Regions from separate parts of the Homo sapiens genome. Here region 1 is linked to region 2. Evidence: read pairs that join two places in POLR2A ChIA-PET (ENCODE). Cell type or tissue: CD4-positive, alpha-beta T cell. All regions are shown on one strand. Links, peaks and the distances in the headings refer to the core of each region. The heading gives the core; the rest is flanking DNA.

What was found. Peaks named below come from ENCODE experiments on the same cell type or tissue, not always from the same donor. Only the 100,000 strongest peaks of a DNase experiment are listed, where the experiment ranks them.
Region 1: POLR2A ChIA-PET joins it to region 2 with 5 read pairs; 8 of 35 experiments call an interaction of 5 or more read pairs at or near these places.

Annotation. Positions count from the first base shown.
Region 1 is chr5:67,220,490-67,223,411 of GRCh38, forward strand. No RefSeq gene overlaps it. Among named protein-coding and RNA genes, the nearest start is that of CD180, 25 kb to the left of the region's middle. RefSeq lists an enhancer at 1,579-1,688. In CD4-positive, alpha-beta T cell, for the core only: no CTCF peak of the experiment used is centred there; a DNase peak (open chromatin) is centred at 1,392; H3K4me3 peaks cover 445 bases; H3K27ac peaks cover 1,039 bases.
Region 2 is chr5:67,159,474-67,162,395 of GRCh38, forward strand. It overlaps MAST4 (microtubule associated serine/threonine kinase family member 4), which reads left to right. Exons shown (of 29, transcript NM_001164664.2): 27 at 983-1,119. Among named protein-coding and RNA genes, the nearest start is that of CD180, 36 kb to the right of the region's middle. In CD4-positive, alpha-beta T cell, for the core only: no CTCF peak of the experiment used is centred there; a DNase peak (open chromatin) is centred at 1,708; H3K4me3 peaks cover 1,439 bases; H3K27ac peaks cover 2,500 bases.

The DNA of each region.
Region 1 (2,922 bases), core at 312-2,811, 61 kb after region 2:
GAAACTCTGTCTCAAAAAAAAAAAAAAAAAAAAAAAAAAAGGGAGGGAGGGGATGCAGGAGAAGAGCTGGGATAATGTTCCTTGCTGGGCATGCTAATAAAATGGGGCTTCGGTCAAGGTGACTCAGCACATGTCGGGGGGATTCTGGGGCAGAGCAATAATTTGGTGGTCCTCAACTGGATCTTCTTTATTTGTCCAACAGCCATTTTGTGATGGCAAGGAGATGCCAATTTTCTCTTTAAAACATTGCATACCTATGTTTTACATACACTGAATATAGTATATCACTTAGGTGAAATTGTCTTTCACCTCACATGTTTTCTGTAGTGTTAGGCACTCCCATTTACTACATATGGAGAATGTTACATGGACAGTAACATTTTTTTCAAAAGGTATTTAATGGCTGTTTTGTAAAATCTCACATCCATGAGAGCAAAACATTTTCTTTAGTTCTTTGGTCCACTCTCTCTCTCTCTCTTTTTTTTGAGACCGAGTCTCGCTCTGTCGCCAGGCTGGAGTGCAGTGGTGTGATCTCGGCTTACTGAAACCTCTGCCTCCTGGGTTCAAGTGATTCTTGTGCCTCAGCCTCCCAAGTAGCTGGGATTACAGTCAGGCGCCACCACACCCAGCTATTTTTTTTTTTATTTTTAGTACAGATGGGGTTTCACCATGTTTAGTGAAACACCAGGATGTTCCACCAGGAGATCACCAGGATGGTCTTGATCTCCGGACCTCGTGATCCACCGAGCTTGGCTTCCCAAAGTGCTGGGATTACAGGTGTGAGACACTGTGCCTGGCCATTTTTTTTTTTTTTGAGATTTTTTTTTTTTTTGTCTGAACCAGACAACTTCCTAGGAGACTTATTAGAGTTAATTGCATTGAGATAATAGAGTGAGCAACTGTGACTGGTAAATGAGACTGCAGCTTGCATTGTGCAGTGTCTGTATTTCCTTAGCTCCTCAAGTGTGCCAGGATCACCAGATCTATTCCCAAGATCTGTGATTCTGTCTGCGCTGAACCATCCAAGGTGCTGGCGTCTGCCACAGAGAAAGGTCTTGTCGTGCAGAATGCTTTTAACTTTACACATTGGTAAGAACCAGGAGTGGGCTGCCATTTGGCTGGCGATGTGAAGAGTGTCATGTGGAAAGCTGAAGTCACAGACAACATATTGCAGATTTATTTCCCTGTTGGTTTAGTTCCCCTTTCTGATATATTGGCAGCTGTAGTAGCTGGCCCGCTCCTTCATCTGAATTTGGATGGGGTTTGGGCTCAAAATGGAATTGGTTTGCTGTCAATATTGCTGAGGATGCAAAAGGAGGTCTCTTCAAGGTAAATGAAAGGACCACAAAGCCTCAGACAGGAAGCTGCAGATCTGTGGCAAAGGCAGAGACCAGAATGATTGTCTCAAGAGGCTAGCAGGGTGAGCGTGACTGAAATGACAGGCCTTGCAGGCTCCTGTGGGGCCAGACTTGCGTGTGGACTGATGGTGGCCGGGGGTGGGGGATGGCTGGGAAGGGAAAGAAAGAAAACTAGAAGTATAGAAGTACGGGAAGCTGTAATCAGATTTTGGAATTCTAGTCTCTATTATTGTTGTAGTGAAATCTTTTCAAAGTCTCTTTTTTTAAAGCACAGTTTGGAGGCTGGGTGACTCAAACTTGTAATCTCAGCACCTTCAGAGGGTGAGGCAAGAGGATTTATTGAGGCCAAGAATTTGAGACTAGTCTGGGCAACATAGTGAGACCCCTGGGCCACATACAGAGACCCCATCTCTAACAAAATAAAAAATTAGCTGGCTGTGGTGGTGCAGCTCTAACTACTCAGGAGGCTGAGAGGGGAGGATCACTCTAGCCCAGGAGTTTGAGCTATGACTGTGCCACTGCACTCCAGCCTGGGTGAAGAAAGAAGACTCTGTCTCTAAAAAACAAAAAAGCAAAGTACAGTCCTATAAAATGATAATTTCAAAAACACTTGGTCTATGATATGTGAATTGCTCCGAGGACTATCACCATAAAAGTTTCATGTCACTAAAACACTTCCTGTTTCCAAATTGCCTTTGGTCTGATGTGAACATCCAAATTGTAATACAGTTGTGGCAACCTCCAAAATAATGCATTTCTCACATGATGGAACATGACACATCACTTTACCTTTCATTTTACTTTTTTTATTAATCATAACTGAGTAGCATTGGTCACTTATACCTATTGACGAGAGAGGCAGTCTTTCTGGATATATTTACATCTTATTAAAATCATATAATTAGCATTCGAAGAGGGAGGAGACACATCATGATGATTATGGCCATGGGTTAAGCTCCCTGGGTCTTGGTTTCCTTATTGTAAACTCCGGAGACTGATGGTGGGTGGGCTGGAGAGTTTCTAAAGCACCTTCCCCTTTTTAAATGTCTGAAAACATGACAAAAGCTAAGATGGTGTTTAGGACTGCGTTTGAATGTTTCTGATAAGCAGGCAGGAGCACAAATGTCTCAGGTTGGGATTTGTATTTGCTTGTTTTTTTTGTTAGGAAAATAGGCCATTTGTATCATTACCTCAAAAAACTCTTGTGAACTGCAAGAAGGCAATTATTGTCCATTACATGTTTAAAGCTCCCCGTAGCTGGGATGTACATTTCTAGGCTGAATACAATAGAGCTCTTTAGAGAACACTGGGAGGCCTTATATAATCAGTGTGAACAATATATTTACTCTCATTTTGTGGGATTTAGGATATGGCATTACTACTTTAAGTGATTCTGGAGGCTGTGGGTTTTGCTTCCTTGTTTGCTATGGATTGTGTGATGTTACTGATGTCCAAGATCTAGTGCAAGAACCTATGAATGGCATGTGTCTTCCCTGAAATGATTCCACTCTATGGTCCCCGCAAGAATGGAAACTTTCCCAGGGAACTTTTTAAGGAATGTTTC
Region 2 (2,922 bases), core at 253-2,752:
CCCCCCAACTCCCCTTCACTTGGTACCATGTTGAGCTGAGCTCTAGGTATCTTCCAGGCATGGGCCTTTAAAAAGATCCTTTTCCTTGTACCTCTTGTACTTTCATGGTAATCGGGGCCATCTGTGACCTTGAAAGGACAGGTTTCTCCCCTGGTTATTATGAAATTCAGGAAGGGTAATTGATGCCAGGGACTACCCACCTGCCCTGGGCCCCCCTCGGCCTGACTGCTGACTCCACGCTCAGTTCCATCCCTAGAGGCTGCCCAGCAAGCCCCTTCCCAGGATTGAGAGAAAGGACACCGAAACTCACAGAAATTACCTTACCCTGTATGACCTGGTTAAAAAGAGGTTTCCTACTGGCTGGCATAAATGTTCCAGCTCTGCAAACTGATAGGTTTTATGGTGATAGAAAAGGAGCCTTTTAAAATAATTAAAAATAAAAGTCTCATTCGGTTTTGTTACTCTACAATTTTTAGGCCAAAGGAAAAACACAAAAAGGAGAAAAAAGAAAAATCAACCAAGAGCAGCCAGCCACTGGGAACATTAATACTTAATACCTGTGGAAGAAGTAGTTATCTTATTTATAGTGTTCTTTCCTTGTGTTGCACTGGGTGCAAAAGGCTTTACAGACTTGCTCTCATGTGATCCTCAAATGAGCCCCAGGAGATAGGTAGGATTATATTGTTAATTGGTACAGGAAGTTGAGGGTAGGGAGGGTAGCAGCCTGGTAAGGGCACAGTGCTTGGATTTGAACTCAGATCTGTGGACTCCAGAACTCACCCTCGTAAAGAAACTTCATATTTTGCCTTCCACCCAGTTTGTATTCTGGCAGGACTTCTTTGATTGAAGGGTTATTTAGAAACAGAAGGCCTTTTATATGTATGTTCCTTTCTATTTGTATTTGTCTATGAATCTCTCATCTCTGTTCTGATCTTGCTTCATCACAGCATTTCCCTTTAATGCCACCTCATCTTTTCTTTAGAGTGGGAATAAGGTGTCAATCACTACTACCCCATTTGAAAACACATCAATCAAAACTGGACCAGCCAGGAGAAACAGCTATAAGAGCCGGATGGTGAGGCGGAGCAAGAAATCCAAGAAGAAAGAAAGTCTCGAAAGGTTAGTAAAATCAGTATTCTTTTTAAGTTTGGTGTATACCTATGTTGGGGAAAAGTTACCCCTTAATTAAATGCTTATATATGAAGAAGATCTATTTTTCTGTGAGAAATTTTATGTTATGGTTCACATATATGTATACATTAAAATCCATATTCATAATAGCATCAACTTCCATAGTAAAAGGATTTACATATTTACATTGTGGAAGGATTCAGATTGTTTTTTATCATGTGTGAATGTCAGGAAAAGCCCTTTGCTGTTTTTTAAGCCTCTTCACTTGATTTCAGTTGAGTTGGATTGAGGAACTGGATCTTCAGGTGGTTTTTAACATTAAATCTACATTTAAAATGTCCTTTACGTTATCAAAAAACAAACAGTTGCTATTTTTAAAATGCCAGATATTCTAAAATTACTGTTACCTTTAAAGGTTCCGAATAAGCCTAGAAATAAAAGGGCTTTGTTTTACTCACTGAAAAACGAACTAGCTTATATACTTTTGTAGCCTGGGAAGCACTGATCAGTATCTTTTTGTGCTGCTTGCAGACACTAGCAAGAGGTATGTGTTTCTGGCAGGGCTGTTTCTTGCCAGGCAGCTCTCTGGGTGTGCCTCCTTTGCAATGCCACAGCATTTCTTTACTCAATTGGGCCTGATGAGTCACATCATATTAAAAGGATTTTTGATGATAGAAATGTAGAAAAACAAGCAAACGAAAAGCCATGTATTAACTCTGGGGGGAAAAAAAGTTATACAAGAAAGGAACAGAATTATGTTTCATATGGCCCAGCTGTGAACAATATTTATAATATAAGATAAAATACCGGCCGTTTTTCTAACCAAAAATTTTGCTTTCGCTATATTGGGAAGAATAGAAAAGGGGAAATATATTTGGTTGCAAGGTAGAAGGTGGTTGTATAAGAGCTTAATTATCATCTTTCATAGTAGAAAATCAACAGGTAATTTCTAAAACTGAAAAACTAAAAAATAGCAGTGTACAAACATTTAGCAATATGTAGACAAATGGGAGAAGAAACAGGTAAAAGAATACAAAGCGACTTCTTTGGGGAGTAGAGAAAAATTCGAGTAGAGGAGTTGCTGTTTTTCATTGTATGTTTATAGAAGTATTTGACTTTTTCACCCAAGTACATTTATTACTCTGATTAAAATTACACACACATAAGATCTTCTTTATTATTATGCTTTATATTTTGGCTGTGCTTTAAATCATTTAGAACAAATTGTTTCAAGGGCTAGCAACCAGAAACTTTGTTTTAAGCTTATGTGGAGTGGGTTAGATCTTACCATATATAGGCTTATATGGTAAAAGAACTTTGCACAGCCCGATGCCCTGCTAAGGTGTCAGAAGCTGTGCTTTTGCCTTAAGATGTGCTCATTGAGTACCAAATCCACATTTGCTTCTGCTGCAGTACAGTGTCTGCTGCCCTGCTGATACGATACGCTTCAGCTTCACCTTTCTCGGTTTTTTCTATGTCGTTGTACAGCCTGCATTGTTGTTAGGAATATTCAAGAGCCCACAATGGAATAAGCACAGCAAATAGCCCTTCATTGGCCTCTGCCCAGCCTATCACCATTAAAGAATTTGATTTCCAATACAATGGTTTTGCTTCCAGAGGTTTACTTTGTATTATCTCTTAGTTAAGTTGTGTCTGCATATTTAGGGGTAGGTACTCAGAAGCTTTCAAGCAAAGAGCATCCTCCTCATATACCTAACAAGTAAATGAATGTATTTTTAATGCATTTTATATTTTTCCTATTTTTCCAACTCTTCTTAAGTGTTTGGAATT